Regions from separate parts of the Homo sapiens genome. Here region 2 is linked to region 1. A link is a loop called in an ENCODE intact Hi-C map of the cell type or tissue named here. Cell type or tissue: IMR-90. All regions are shown on one strand. Each heading gives the region's core, and the rest is flanking DNA. Links, peaks and the distances in the headings are about the cores only.

Region 1 (8,397 bases), core at 1,732-6,731:
TCTCACTAAACATCTTTTTAAATATTCTCAATATATTCCTGCCTTATATGCCATCTAGTGAACATAATTAAATCTCCCTTTAATAGAAAACTCTGTAGCACCATGAGACAATCATTTTTTTTAACCATGAAATCTGTAGTATTCAGATCAGTAAAATGACTGGCAATTGGAATGCATGTATACAGCCAGCCCTAGACATCCCTGGACATTTCTTTTTAAAATCCCTCTATGAGATGAATTATACTTATTTTCTTGCCATTTGCTTGTTGTCACTGAGAAATAACAGAAAAATACTGATTTGAGAGTTTTAGTTACTTTGGTTCAATTTAATTTTAAATGTGGTTTTATAGCTTACTCAATGTAATCATAATTTCTAAATGAGAACATACAAGTTCTATCTATACAATAAGTGGCATTTAAGCCCCAAGGTCTCTAAAATTTGTAGTGAGAATGCTTTTCTCAATGGAGGCTATAGTAACATGCTACTGGCTAGCTCTTAAAATTCTTAAAGTAGAGCTGAAATCCTATCATCATAAACGTTTCAACTATGCCTATGCCTTAGAAGGAAAATACTTTAAAACACTGGTTCTTAACCATTCTGACCCCTTTGAGAGTCTGATAAAAACTTTGAATGCTCTTCCTAGAAAACTACATATACAAAATTTTGTTTATAATAGGCAACAAACAGATAAAGAACCTGAACCCGTGAGGCGCAGTGCCTCATGCTTGTAATCCCAGCACTTTAGGATGCCAAGGCGGGCGGATTGCTTGAGCTCAAGAATTGGAGACCAGTCTGGGCAACAGGGTGAAACCCCATCTCTACAAAAAAAATACAAAAATTAGCCGGGTTTGTTGGGGGTGTGCCTGTAGTCCCAGCTACTCGGGATGCTGAGGTGAGAGGATTGCTTGAGCCCGGGAGGTTGAGGCTACAGTGAGCTGTGTTCATGCCACTGTACTCTAGACTGGATGACAAAACAAGACCGTCTCAAAAAACAAACAAACAAACAAAAAACAACTTAATCAGCAGGTTTTGATGGGGACAGAGGAGAGAGAATAAGAACAATGAGTGTAATAAAGTTTGGAATTGGGATGTGTAAATAATAAAGAGGATAGAAACATGATGGACAAACATGTAAGTAAATAACGTTGCCCACTCTGACACCAGTACATCCACATATACCTCTCCTTTCTAGGGGAGAGAGGAAACTTGCCTATTTGCAGTGCACCTGCTTTTTATATATAAAACGCATCTTTAATAAGATATGCATCTCTCACCTTCCTAATTATACATAGTTGCCAATGTGGTGAATTTAAGCATTAGTCCAGAAAGATAAAACACTAACTCTTTAATCCTGGTATGGGTAGTAAAGAGTCATTTAATGGTAAAACAAGACTTTTCTGACTTACTACTGGAAAAGCTTTACCAAACTCACACTGTCTTATGTTTTATTTATTTTTTAACTTTAGATAAAAAAACTGACATAAAATTGTATGCATTTACCTTGTACAGCATGATGCTTTGAAGTATATATACATTGTGGAATGACTAAATCTGTCTAATTTACATATGTATTACCTTGAATAGTTATCATTTTTGTGTTGAGGACATTTTATACCCACTCTTAGCATTTTTCAAGAAAACAATATAGTGTTAACTATAGTTTCATGTTTGTTGTTGGTAGAGGAGCAAATCCAAAGTCATTAATCATCTAGTTCCCTTGATGTTGATTTGTAAACTTGATTCTTCCCAGTTCTATCTTCCTCAAACACCAGGCTTCATAGGAGGATTTATACCCTAAATATAAAAGCAAAAAAAAAAAAAAAATTTTTTTTTAAAGGAAGTAAGTCCCTACCTGGTTAAGTTTTTCATTGTTCTTTTGTGTATGTTTGTTTTTATTAAATACTAATTAGAATCAAAAGGCTGTTCAAAATATGAAAGGTATGAATAATAATATGATGATGATAATGATGTACAACCGTATACCTAGCACCCAATTTAAAGGAAAACAAAATCCTCTGTGTTTCCATTTCATTCCATTCAGAGGTTACCATTACCCTGAATTTTTACTATTATTCCCCTCCTTTACTTTTTAATTTTACCTTATATGTCTGTATTGCTAAGCAATGTTTTTTTTAAGTAACCTTATATTCCTGAAATTCATCCAAATTTTTCCATGTTGCTGTAATTTTTATATTTACCCCCTAATTTCTAATATTTCTTTGTACGAATATACCCCAAAGGATCCATTTTACTGTGGATGGACATTGGGTTGGTTGTAATTAAAATGTTGCTGTGAACGTTATTATACTAACTCTGGGTGTGCAAAGACAGTAGTTTCTCTAAATATACATAGGAGTAGAACCATTGGATTATATTATATTTGGCATCTTTTAATTTCTGGGTTTTAAACGGTCTTTATAAACAGTTTACCACATCATTCCTGTATTTAAGATGGTTTTTTAAAAGTATTTTATCAGCATTTTTAGTTGTTTTTAGAAAGAAGGCTGATGAGGATTCCTGTTCTGCCATACCGCTGTTATGGACAGTCCAGCTATTTTATGTTTTTGACATGAACATTTTTTGCCTGTAGCTCCCCATATATACTGCACCACCGCTCCAGTCTAAATATGTTGAAGAGCAGCCTGGTCATTTACAAATGGGCTTTGCTTCCATCCGCACTGCAACTGGTTGTTACATTGGCTGGTGCAAGGTAAGTCAATTCTGATAGTGGTTTAATATCAGAGATTTCTGATTAATTGTTCCAGTTACCTACTGATGTGTAGAAAACTAATCCAAAACTTAATGGCTTAAAACCACAACCATTATATTACATCTTATGATTTTGTAAGTCATGAATTTGATCTGAGTTCAGACAGGTGATTTGTCTGTTGCATGTGGCATTGACAGAGGTGGCCCAGTGGGGTTCATCTGGCAAATGAGCTGATCTAGACAGTCCAAGACAGCTTTATTTGCATCTCTGGCACCTTGTTAAGGATGGCTGGATGACTGGGTTCAGCTGGGATTATTGACTAGAACACCTACACGTGGCCTCTCAAGCATGGTGATCTCAAATAGGTCAGATATAACTTACTTGGGTAATTCAGGGCTCCTAAAGACAATGTTACAAGTGGCCCTAGGCAGAATTTGCCAGGCTTTTTGCCTATCATCAGATATCCAAGAAAGTCACTTCTACAGCATTCTATTGTTAAGTCACTAAGGCCAGCTCAGTTTTAAAGGGAAGGGAATTAGATGCCAACTCTCAGTAGAAGTAGCAGCAAATAATTTGTGGCTATATTGAACCTACTCTACCACTACTGCATAGATTAAAGTAGTTCAGCAAGGATTTATGTCACCTAGCATGTACACAGTGTCACTCACTTTTTATGTGAAGTTCTGAGATTACTTCTGAATATTTTCTTCTTTGGCTAAGTAAAGTGTTATTTACTTGTTGGCGTTAGCTCATAAGACCATTCTAACTACAGTAAGCTATTGGGCAAAGTAGAATACACGTGACTTTAATGCTTAGCCTTCAATCAGCAATATCCATCAGCAGAGTGGTGGAGTAAGCTGATGCAACACTAATGTTTCATTATCATCACATAAACATCATTGTGTTAGCATCTCCAGTGTCAGTATCTTAATGTTGGTACCAGTGTTTTCATCATTCTAACCTAGTAACCATGCGACTTTTCCCCAAATATAGCCTGATGGTGAATCATTGTTCTTTTTAGTTTCTATCCATTATCTTTAAAAAGAAATCTAATGAACTTATGAAAAATAATTTGTGCTTAGGTGAAATACCAAATCAATGAACTCTGGTAATTCCAGATAATATTTCAAATATCTGATAAGTACATGATGTTATTTTTGAAAACTTGTGTTTGTCATACAATTCTTATGGTACTAGTTGTACTACACACTATTAATAGTTTGATCTAAGAGGGAAATACCTTAACCAATTATGGTCTGAATCATGCCCCTATGACTATGTGCCAATAGCTAGATGATTCAGACTTAAGCCTCCTGAGATGTAATTTTCCATAATGTTCTGAAATTTTTCTTCAGTGAGATAAAATGTTCCTGAGAGGTCTTTAAATTGCTATTGTAACTGTCATCCAATTTAAGATTCAAAAGAATGTTTTATTCCATTAATATGCTCAAACAAATAGGTTGAAGAAAGGCAATTTCCAGTGCATTTTGTCCTAAATGTAAACAATTTTTTTTCCTAATTTTCCCCTAAAAATGTAATCCATTCTTTAAAAATTATGTCTGACTCAAATTCGTTCCACATTAAAGCTTGAATCATGTAGAGCAAATTCAATTTCTACTCCTGCTAGCTTAGTGTTTTGAAATTTAGGTAGCACTGACCCCATGTGGTAAAAATGAATTCCTTAGCAGAGCTAAGAAAAATTTTTTTTGAAAGATGACTAATTTTCTTCCTTAATGGTTAAATGATTCCCAATCGACTGGTCAATAGGTATTTTAACTTTGAAGGTGAAATATTCTCAAGACAGTCCCTACAGAAAAGTAGTTCAATAGCAGTTAGCGTTTATGCTGATTTGTACAATTTTAAACCAAGATGAACCTCTGCATCTCTCTGATAACCATTAAAATATGTAAGACAAAATTACAAAACCAAGCTATCTCTATAACAAAAACTTATTTCTTCCCTGTCCAATATAATAATATCTGTTTTCTCTGCTTTGAAAGTCTCTTTTGTTCTTGTTTTTATCCCATGGTTTCATAGCAGCTAGTTCAGAGAAGGATTGTGTTTTCTGGTTCCATCAACAGAGTACAATATGACCACGAGTAAATCATTTTGTGACTTCCTTTTTTTTCTTATCTAAGTGAGGTAATACCTAGCACTCAATAAATATATTTAACACTCTTTTGCACTAAAATAAATCAGTTAGAAACAGGTAAAGTTAAAGATTTGCTTTAAAACTTTAATTCCTCTGATGTATTAACATAGTTTTGATTTCTAGAGAATTTATGTTCCGATTTAAAAACAGGATAAACACTGGTCTATGTAGGATGATTTCTGTCCTGAGGTAATTTAGATTTTTTTCTCATTCTAATGCACACTAAGAAAAGGGAGGAAGATGAAGCCCTTTGCTTTAGGCTTTTTGCTCTTTTTTTCCCTCCACAAATCATTATGTTGTTGCTATTGCAACTTTATTAATCAGATGTTGCTTCTAAACTGAAATATACCTCCCTTCTTCTTTATTTAAATTCCATTTATTTTTCTAGGTCATTATAAAATAAGATGATAAATATTTTTTTCAGTATCATTTCTGCTCTGATTATTTCATAGGCACATTATCCATTTATATGAGAAAAATGATATAAATGTTATCCATGTTAAATAGAATGAAAAGCAGGAAATGAAAACAAGCTGGTAGTGAATACATAGGAAAGCTGGATTTAGATTTGGGCATAATGTTAAGTCAACCTTTTAATATAATCTCAGAGATGCAGGCAATTTTATCTCATTATCAACAGCTTCAAAAATGCAGATGTCTTCCCCCCCTTTTTTTTTGCTTAGGGTGTTTATGTCTTTGTGAAAAATGGGATAATGGATACAGTACAATTTGGAAAAGGTAGGTGAGTAGATAATTAGAAATGTTTTATTGTGTTTTTAAATTGCATTGTTTAAATGTGAGAAAAATAAACTTGGTATGTTACCCATTATCATGCATTTACCAACTCAGAAGGTACTCTCTATAGCAATTTATTGATTAATTTATTGATTATTTGTTGATTATTGATTAATAGCAAAGCAGTAATATTCATTATTCAGCAGTTATTATTGGCTAAGGTGTTGTACTTAGCATTTTACATAATTTTTGTCACAATTATGTTAGTATTGGTATTATAATTATTCCCATTTTACAGATGAGGGCAACTGAGGTTTAGGAAGGTTAAGTAGGTTATCGAGCTTACGTAACTGTAAGTGGTAGTGCCAGGATACAAACTGAGGTCTGTTTTAACTACAAAGTCTATATTATATATCATAAAGCATAAATTAAAAACATGTCTCCATTGTTGCTAATTAGTTTAAGTGCTACTTGCTGTTAAAATACATTGTATTTTGCTGTCAATTGCTAGGAAATGTTATAGCAATCACTAACCCTGGAATATTTAAGCTAATGGTTAAAAAGCAATTATACTTGACTCTTTAGCTTGTTAATGGTGTTTGGCAACAGATATAGCTTTGTAATATTCTTGGCTTATGCCAGTTGTCATAATAAATATGTATAGGAGATAGAAAGATGAGCTAAAATGTTGAATGTTTCCATGAAGTTGATGACCTGTATTTGAATTGTCATTATTTAATGTATTAGGAATAAATTCAAAATTATATTCCTCATCAATCATGAGGAATAGGATTAAATATGTGATTGCCATTAAATAATTAACTATGATAGAAAAGTGTACTTTTGGAACCAGAAACAAATTCAACATATAGAAAGCCAAGAACTACTCTTCATCTACTTTTTGTCTAGGCTCACTGATGATTGACTTTAACCAACAGCAGTGGCTGTCCTGAGGTTATTAGGGAGTAGTGGCAAGCAAGGTCTAGTAGCTGTGTATATCCTTAAACTATTATTCAAAACTCCTTAATAAAGTATCTATTTCATTTCTTATTGGAGGCTACCAGTGTTTGAACAGATAAGGGCAGAAGTTCATCATAGAGATATAATACATACGCAGTCAGAAATTTACCTTATAGTAACCCATATTAAGATGTGCCCTCTAGCATTACATTTCTTTATAGTAATAACCGTCAGTATCATTAGGAAAAGAAATATTAAATCAGCTACGGAAGGAAAATTTTATTTTGTAACAAGTAAATATATCTAGTTTTTTAGCTTGCTACTCATATTGTCATTATATGTAGCTCTTTTGAAGAATATTTAAACCTCATTATTATCTTAGCAAATCTCTTTAACCTTCCTGCATTATAACTGTATAGAATATCCAGTAGAATTCAGTTATTCATGTTAATTTTTAACTGATTTCTTGAGATGCTTATGTCTATCTGAAGAATCCTCCTCGAGATTTTCTTCCGAAAATGGGAGTTATTACAGTTTCAGGATTGGCGGGCTTGGTTTCAGCGAGAAAAGGTAGGGTTTTAAAAAATATATTCTCTCTTAATGCCATGATATTAGTTTCTGAATTTTGTGGTCATGAGAAAACCTCATATGCTTTATTGAATATTATCTGGATAGGCTACTGTAAAGATTTTTAGATTCTGTATTACAGCATGCTTACTTTTATAAGGACTTTGTGTTTTCAAAACTATAGCTATTCCAAAGGCTGTTCAACGTCATTAGTCATTAGGGAAATGCAGATGAAAACTAGAATGAGATACCATGTCAGTCCCAACAACATTCTTTAGGATGAGACCAAGAGAAAATCAAATTTTGTCTCATATATCAGTATCTCTGTCTCAAATCTTTAAAGTAGCTGCCAGAATATGGGGGTCATGACTGAGAAAAGTAGTTTGAGTGATTAGTATATATTTTTACATTAAGATAAAACTCTCAAGAAATTTTTTCAGTAGTTAGTGACTCTTAAGATCTTAAAAAAAAGTTACCTAGAAAACAAAATGACAAATTATAATTTTAATAGAAATAGCTATATGTTTAAAAAAATTTTTGGCCGGGCACAGTGGCTCACGCCTATAATCCCAGCACTTTGGGAGGCTGAGGTGGGTGGATCACCTGAGGTCGGGAGTTTGAGACCAGCCTGACCAACATGGAGAAACCCTGTCTCTACTAAAAATACAAAATTAGCCGGGCTTGGTGGCACATGCCTGTAATCCCAGCTACTCGGGAGGCTGAGGCAGGAGAATCACTTGAACCCGGGAGGCAGAGGTTGTGATGAGCCAAGATCATGCCATTACACTTCAGCCTGGGCAACAAGAGCGAAACTCCATCTCAAAAAAAAAATATTTTAAAATTATCACACAGTAAATTCATACAATTCTATCAGTTTTAATATATACATAGAGTCATGTAACCATCACCACAACCAGGATACAGAACAGTTATATCATTCCCAAAAAGTACCTCATGCTGTCTGTCTGCAGTCAGACCTTCTTCCCACTTCTAACTCCCAGAAACACTGATCTGTTCTCTGTCACTATAGCTCTGTCTTTTTGAGAATGCCATCTAAATGGAATCATACATAGACTGGCTTCTTTCACTTAGATTATCAAGATTGTTGCATGTGTCAATAGCTTGTTCCTTTTTGTTACTAAGTAGTATTCCTTCATATGGATGTGCCACGGTTTACTTTATCACTTAACCTGTTGGACATTTGGGTTGTTTCCAGCTTTTGGTGATTAGGAATAGAGCTACTATGAAAATTTATATACAGATTTTTCATTT
Region 2 (8,397 bases), core at 2,325-7,324, 1.1 Mb before region 1:
CTTTCCACCTGCAGATTCACCTATAGCCTTGTTTGGTCTTGGTTTTGCCACAAGTAACACCCTTGTAGAGACCCAGGAGGCACTGTGTCTTCCCATACCTTAGGTAATAGGCCTGCCAACTTCAGTCTGAGTTGTGAACTCTCAAGCAGCCCATGATCTAGCTTCAGCCTCTCTCAGCAATGGTTAGTCCTGCCCACACCAGGTAGAAGATGCACACCAGGTAGAAGATGCATCTGTTTATGCTCCTACAGGCGGGCTGGTAAATTCCAGTTTAACTGCAGATCCCAAGGAGTCCCTTTAACGAAGCTCTAGCCCCTCCTCATTGTGATCTGGAAGAAGTGCTGCCTACCCAGGAATCTGCCAGGAGAAATGCTTGTTTGTATACCTAGAGGCAGGCACACTGAGCTTAGAAGATTCTGAAGCAACCCTGCTACACAGCTCCAGTGTCACTCAGCCACGGTGAGTGAGTAACCTGGCAGAAGATGAACTCATCCATTCCTCCAAAGTTGGACTTAAAAACCTTGAAATGGGATAACATATTTGCAAATCATATATCTGATAAGGAGTTAATATTGAAAATATATAAGGAATGCAATAGCAAACAACTCAATACCAAAAGGACCACTAATGTGATTAAACAATAAGCAAAGGGACCTAAATAGACTTTTTTTCCAAAGAAGACATACAAATGGCCAGAAAGCGTATGAAAAAATGTTCAACATTACTAATTATCGTAAAATGCAAATCAAAACCATGGTGACCTATCAACTCACAACTGTTAGGATAATTATAATGAAAAAGACAAAAGGTATCAGGTGTTGGCAAGGATATGGAGAAAAGGGGACTCTTGTATACTGTTGGTGGGTATGTAAAATAATGCAGCCACTATGAAAAACAATATAAAGGTTCCTGAAAAAATTCAAATTGTATCTACTATATGATCCAGCAATCCCACTTCTGGGTAGATAACAAAAGAATATAAAATTAATATCTCGAAGAGATAGATACCTGTACTCCCATGTTTATTGCAGCATTATTCACAATAGCCAGGACATGCAACAACTTAATTGTCCATCAACTAATGAATGGAATTAATTAATATATTAAATATTAACAAAATTAAAATGGAATTATTTATATATTAAAATTAATATATAAGTATATATTCATATAACATACATATTACATTAACATAATTATATATGTACACATATATAGGAGATTATGTCATTTGTGACAAAATGGGTGAACTTGAAAGATATTTTGCTAAATAAAATAAGTCAGACAAATAAATACAAATACTGTATGATCTCAACTATATGTAGAATCCCAAAAATCAGTCTTATAGAAGCAGAGTAGAAAGATAATTACCAGGAGCTATATAAGAGTGGAGGAGAAATGGGGAGATGTTGATCAAAGGGTACAAATTTTCAGTTATAAGATGAATAAGTTATGGTGATGTAATTTACAGCATGTTGAGTATAGTTAATACTGTATTGTACACTTGAAATTTTCTTAGAGAATTGATCTTGTGTCTTCACCACACACACACACACACACACACACACACACACACATAAATGGTAACTATGAGGTAGTGGATGTATTTATTGGCTTGACTGTGGTGATCATTTCACAATGTATACGTACACATAACCATCAATTCATACACTTTAAATATATGAAATTTTATCTGTCAATAATACCTCAATGGCCATACTGCCCAAGGTAATTTATAGATTCAGTGCCATCCCCATCAAGCTACCAATGACTTTCTTCACAGAATTGGAAGAAACTACTTTAAAGTTCATATGGAACCAAAAAAGGGTGTTATCTTTTATTTCCTCTCACATGAAAATTACACTCATTTTCTTCCCAGCACATCATAGATGTCTAATTTAATCATGGCATTGGCTAAACTCAGGATCTCTTGATCTGTGTCAGGTGGCTACTCTTTTTTTTTTTTTTTACTTTATACACATTTTTATATGATTATAAACTGTTTCTTTTTCTTAGTTAACATATTCTAATTGTACAATTTTATGGGGTAAAATTTGGCGTTTCAATACATGTATATGTTGTAATATGATCAAATCAGAATTGTTAACACCAGTATCTTATGCATTCATCATTTTTTTGTGGTGAGAACATTCAAAGGACTCTCGTCTGGCTATTATGTCATATAATGTCTTACTGTTAATTATAGTCACCCTCCTGTGCAAAAAAATAAGAAAGTTGATATTATAGAAATGGAGAATGGAATAGGAAACTTTTTAAACAATGCAATTTAAAGGTCAATTTTCAAAAGAAAAAAGCGAGGTAAAACATTTGCAAAATGAATGTAAACATATATTTACAGATTTGCTAAGAGGGTAGATCTTATGTTTAGAGTCTTTACCACACAGTCATGTGCATGAGTGCACCCACGCGCACACACACACACACACACACACAGAGATAGAGAGAAAATAAAAAAAATACAAAAAGCGGTAGGAGATTTTGTTTTCTTTTACATGTTCTGTGCTAAGAATATAATACTTTCACAATAAGAAAATAAAACCAAACAATTTTTTAAAACATTAAACATCATACAAATAATGAAGGAAAGTAAATATTTACTATTAGCAGTTATCAGGCTTTTTTGGTTATTTTGTTTTTAAATTTTTTATTTCCATAGGTTATTGGGAAACAGGTGGTATTTGCTTACATGAATAAGTGCTTTAGTGGTGATTTGTAAGATTTTGGTTCACCCATCACCCGAGCAGTATACACTGCACCCAACTTGTAGTCTTTTACTCCTCACCCCCTTCCAATCCTTTCCCCCTGAGTCCCCAAAGTCCATTATGTCATTCTTATACCTATGCATTCTCATACCTTAGCTCCCACTTATGAGTGAGAACATTGGATATTTGGTTTTTCATTCCTGAGTTACTTGACTTAGAATAATAGTCTCCAATGTCATCCAGGTCGCTGTGAATGCCATTAATTCATTCGTGTTTATGGCTGAGTAGTATTCCATAGTGTATATATATATATTCCACAGTTTCTTCATCCACTCATTGATCAATGGGCACTTGGGTTGGTTCCACATTTTTGCAATTGTGAATCGTGTTGCTATAAACGTGTGTGTGCAAGTATCATTTTGTATAATGACTTCTTTTCCTCTGGGTGGATACCCAGTAGTGGGGTTGCTAGATCAAATGGTAGTTCTACTTTCAGTTCTTTAAGGAATCTCCACACTGTTTTCCATAGTGATTGTACTAGTTTACAGTCCCACTGGCAGTGAAGAAGTGATCCCTGTTCAGCATAGCCACACCAACATCTATTATTTTTTGATTTGTTGATTATGGCCATTCTTGCAAGAGTGAGGTGGTATCGCCTTGTGGTTTTGATTTGCATTTCTCTGATCATTAGTGAGGTTGAGCATTTTTTCATGTTTGTTGGCCATTTGTGTATCTTCTTTAGAGAATTGTCTATTCATATCCTTAGCCCACATTTTGATGGTATTGTTTTTTTCTTTGCTAATTTGTTTGGGTTTGTTGTAGATTCTGGATATTTGTCCTTTGTCAGATGTATAGATTGTGAAGAGTTTCTCTCACTCTGTAGGTTGTCTCTTTACTCTGCTGACTGTTCCTTTTGCTGTGCAAAAGCTTTTTAAATCAGTTAAGTTCCAGCTATTTATCTTTGTTTTAATTGCTTATTTTTCATCTGCATCTCCTCTTTATTGAAGTATCTATTTAATTATTTGATTCATTTATACTGGGTTATTTGTTTTGTCATTATTGAGCTCTGAGAACTTGATTTTCATATTCTGGATGCAGATCCTTTATAATCCATGAGTTTGCAAACACTTTATCTCCATATATGGCTTCTCTTTTTATTCTATCAACAATGTCTTTCAAAGAGAAGTCATTTTTAATTTTGATAATGCCCAATTTGTCATTGTATCTTCTAACAGATAATGCTATTGGTGTCATATATGAAAATCCTTTGCATAATTCAAGATAAGAAAAACTTTTTCTGTTATATTTTAGAAGTTTTATGGTTTAAGTTTACATTTATAACTATGATTTATTTCAAGTTAATTTTTGTATATGCTATAAGGTGACGGTCAAGGTTTATATTTTTCATACAAATATTCCAGAATCACTATTTGTATGTAAAAAAGGTATTCATCTGAGGTTCCTTTGCACCTTTGTCAAAAACAGTTGCCTGATCAGCAAGATGACAGACTAAGTAGCTCCAGGTCTTTATTCCCCCCACAGAGGCACCAGGATAACAACTAAATGTAGACAAGAATACCTTTTTGAGAATTCTAGAAAACAGCTGAAAAGCTAAGGCACACAAGTTGACACAAAACTAACAAGAAATTTTAGTGAAAGGGGTAGAAAACTTTACAACTGGAAGGAAATCTCCCATACTAGGGCCCATCTTTCAGGATGAAAACAAAAGAGTGGACCATGTATCCAATGTTCTGGTTTGTCTAGGGATTACTAGAGTGATTGCTTTTTATTTTGCCTGACACAGTACTGAATAGATTGGAGACCTAGTTTGGGAGTCATTGAAAACAGTTGCGCACCCAGCAGGTTAGGACTGCAGCTCCTCAGGCAAACACCAGAGGGAGCAAGAGATTACACCAGAAGAAGCAAGGGCAGACAGTTCAGGAAATTTGAGTCTGTTAAAATCACATGCACAAGCCCAAAAATGACACATTTTCAGAAAATATTTGAGAGTTCATAGAACCTCTAACAGGCTGATTAGCGAATGTTGTCCCCTGTACAAAGCTATACTTTAAATACTGGGAGAGATGGTGGTTTTCTAATGCCCAAATCTCAACAAAAGATTATAAGGTATACAAAAAAAAAAAAAAAAAACAAAAAACAAAAAACAGGAAAACATGGATCAATGAAAGGAACAAAATAAAACTCAAGAAACCTACCTAAAGAAATGCAGCTCTATGAGCTACCTCACAATAGATGTAAAATAACTGTGTTAAAGATGCTTGACAAGGTAAAAGAAAACATTTTTTTTGAGTTAATATACATTATATGTAGGCTGTATTTTTTTAATTTTATTATTATTATACTTTAAGTTTTAGGGTACATGTGCACAATGTGCAGGTTAGTTACATATGTATACATGTGTCATGCTGGTGTGCTGCACCTATTAACTCGTCATTTAGCATTAGGTATATCTCCTAATGCTATCCCTCCCCCCTCCCCCCACCCCACAACAGTCCCCAGAGTGTGATGTTCCCCTTCCTGTGTCCATGTGTTCTCATTGTTCAATTCCCACCTATGAGTGAGAACATGCGGGGTTTGGTTTTTTGTCCTTGCAATAGTTTACTGAGAATGATGATTTCCAATTTCATCCATGTCCCTACAAAGGACATGAACTCATCAGTTTTTATGGCTGCATAGTATTCCATGGTGTATATGTGCCACATTTTCTTAATCCAGTCTATCATTGTTGGACATTTGGGTTGGTTCCAAGTCTTTGCTATTGTGAATAGAGCCACAATAAACATACGTGTGCATGTGTCTTTATAGCAGCATGATTTATAGTCCTTTGGGTATATACCCAGTAATGGGATGGCTGGGTCAAATGGTATTTCTAGCTCTAGATCCCTGAGGAATCGCCACACTGACTTCCACAATGGTTGAACTAGTTTACAGTCCCACCAACAGTGTAAAAGTGTTCCTATTTCTCCACATCCTCTCCAGCACCTGTTGTTTCCTGACTTTTTAATGATCGCCATTCTAACTGGTGTGAGATGGTATCTCATTGTGGTTTTGATTTGCATTTCTCTGATGGCCAGTGATGGTGAGCATTTTTTCATGTGTTTTTTGGCTGCATAAATGTCTTCTTTTGAGAAGTGTCTGTTCATGTCCTTTGCCCACTTTTTGATGGGGTTGTTTTTTTCTTGTAAATTTGAGTTCATTGTAGATTCTGGATATTAGCCCTTTGTCAGATGAGAGAAATCTAAATAAAATCATATAAAGAATGCAAAAGCCAAAATTACAATAACCGACAAAGAGATGGAAACTATCAGTGCATGGTGGTGGGCTATGAGATAGTCTTTCTTTCCTCAACAAAGATAAACAATGTGGCAACTATTCATGAAGAAAAATAAATCTGAAAGTGCAGAGGACCCACTTAAAAGATTGTTTTAAAGAAACTCAGCAAGTTACAAGAGAACATGTATAAAAAACTTAATAAAATCAGGAAATCAATACAAAAACAAAATGAGAAACTAAACAAAGAGATTACAAATATTAATATTTTTTAAAAAGCAGAAATTTGGGGGCTGAAGGAGAAAATGGCTGAATTAAAATTGCAATAGACAGCTTTAACAGAAGACTAGATTTAGCAGAAGAAATAATAAACAAACTCAAGGAAATGTCATTTGAAATCATTTAGTCAGAGGATAAAATAAAAAGAATTGAAGAAAATCTACAGGGTTTATGGCACACCATCAAGAGAGCAAACATTCCAATAATAATATGTTTTTCCCCTTGATATCCATGTGAAATTGGCTTCAGAATGCCTCAGAGATACTGAATCCTATGGATGCTTAAGTCTCTTATATAAGATATTATAGTATTTGCCTATAACCTGAGCACATTGTCCCATATACTTTAAATCATCTTTAGAATACTTACAATACCTAACACTATGTAAATGTCATACAAACACTTGCTGTACTGTATTTTTTTATTTTTTATTGATGTATTGTTATTTTTCCTTTTTTTAAATATTTTTTGTCCATGATTGGTTGAATATGTTGATGTAGCACCTGCAAATATAGAGAGCTAACTGTATTTACATGAGGAGAAGAGAGATAATTTGTACCAGAAAGCTTATTTAAAGGAATAATAGCTGAAAACTTCCCAAATCTGGGACATGATGTAAATATCTAGGTATAGGAAGCTCAGAATTCTCCAATAAAATTTAACCCAAAGAAGAGTTCACTAAGACATATTATAATGAAGCTATCAAAATCCAGAGACAGATAAGAATTCTGAAAGCACCAAGAGAATATAAGCATATCAAATATTAAGGGAGCACCAATATGACTATTGGAGGATTTCTCTGCAGAAACCTTGTAGGCCAAGAAATTGTAAGAATGTGCTAAAAGCAAAACAAGACTGTAAACCAAGAATACTTTGAACGGCAAAGCTGTTTTACAGAAATGAGGGAGAAATAAAGAATTTTTCAGACAAAAACAAAACAAAACAAAACAAAAAAACAGCTAAAGGATTTTATCACCACCAGTCCTGCCTTATAGGAAATGACAAAAGAAGCTATTTTTCTGCAAGAAAATAATTACTAATTAGTTCCATGAAAACAGGAAAGTTTGTTCTCAGATGCATAATTTGCAAATATTCTCTTTCATTCTGTAGGTTGACTCTTTATTTGGTTGATTATTTATTTCGCTGTGCAGAAGCTTTTCAGTTTAATGAAGTCTCATTTCTCTACTTTTGTTTTCATTGCATTTGCTTTTGAGATCTCAGCCATAAATTCTTGTCCTAGGCCAGTGTTGGGAAGAGTTTTTTCTAGGTTTTCTTCAAGAAATTTTAGTTTCAGATCTTACATTTAAGTCATTATTCCATTTTGAGTTTAATTTTGTATATGATGAGAGATAGAGATCCACTTTTATTCTTTTGCCTATGACTATCCAACTTTTCAAACACCATATATTAAATAGGGTATCCTTTCTCCATTGTTTTTGCCTACTTTGTCAAAGATACGTTAAGGGAAGGTGTGAGGCATTATTTCTGAGGTCTCTATTCTGTTCCAGTGATCTATGTATCTATTTTTATATCAGTAGCATGCAGGGTTTTTTTGGTGGTGTGGTGGTGTTGCTTTTTTTTTTTTTTTTTTTTTTTTTTTTTGGAGACAGAGTCTCACTCTGTCGCCCAGGCTGGAGTGCAGTGGCATGATCTCAGCTCACTGCAAGCTCTGCCTCCCGGGTTCACACCATTCTCCTGCCTCAGCCTCCGAGTAGCTAGGACTACAGGCGCCTGCCCCCACGCCCGGGTAATTTTTTTGTATTTTTAGTAGAGACGGGGTTTCACCATGTTAACCAGGATGGTCTCAATCTCCTGACCTCGTGATCCGCCCGCCTCGGCCTCCCAAAGTGCTGGGATAACAGGTGTGAGCCACCGCACCCAGCCGCATGCTGTTTTGATTACTATACGCTTGTGATATAATTTGAAGTCAAATAATGTGATGCCTCTGGCTTTGTTCTTTTTGCTTAATACTGATTCGGCTATATCAGCTCTTTTTTGGTTCCCTATAAATTTGAGAATAATTCTTTTCTGATTTTGTAAAAAATGACACTGGTATTTTGATAGCAATTGCATTGAATCTGTACATTACTTTCGGCAGCTTGGT

The links. Peaks named below come from ENCODE experiments on the same cell type or tissue, not always from the same donor. Only the 100,000 strongest peaks of a DNase experiment are listed, where the experiment ranks them.
Region 2: a loop joins it to region 1, with 6 times the contacts of the local background. A loop is called at or near these places in 1 of 110 quality-filtered maps.

The regions. Positions count from the first base shown.
Region 1 is chrX:85,048,798-85,057,194 of GRCh38, forward strand. APOOL (apolipoprotein O like) reads left to right here. Exons shown (of 9, transcript NM_198450.6): 3 at 2,592-2,711; 4 at 5,547-5,601; 5 at 7,030-7,128. Among named protein-coding and RNA genes, the nearest start is that of APOOL, 49 kb to the left of the region's middle. In IMR-90, for the core only: a CTCF peak has its summit at 4,378 (motif pointing left); DNase peaks (open chromatin) are centred at 3,994 and 4,354; H3K27ac peaks cover 375 bases.
Region 2 is chrX:83,912,107-83,920,503 of GRCh38, forward strand. No RefSeq gene overlaps it. Among named protein-coding and RNA genes, the nearest start is that of CYLC1, 55 kb to the left of the region's middle. In IMR-90, for the core only: a CTCF peak has its summit at 4,611 (motif pointing right); no DNase peak of the experiment used is centred there.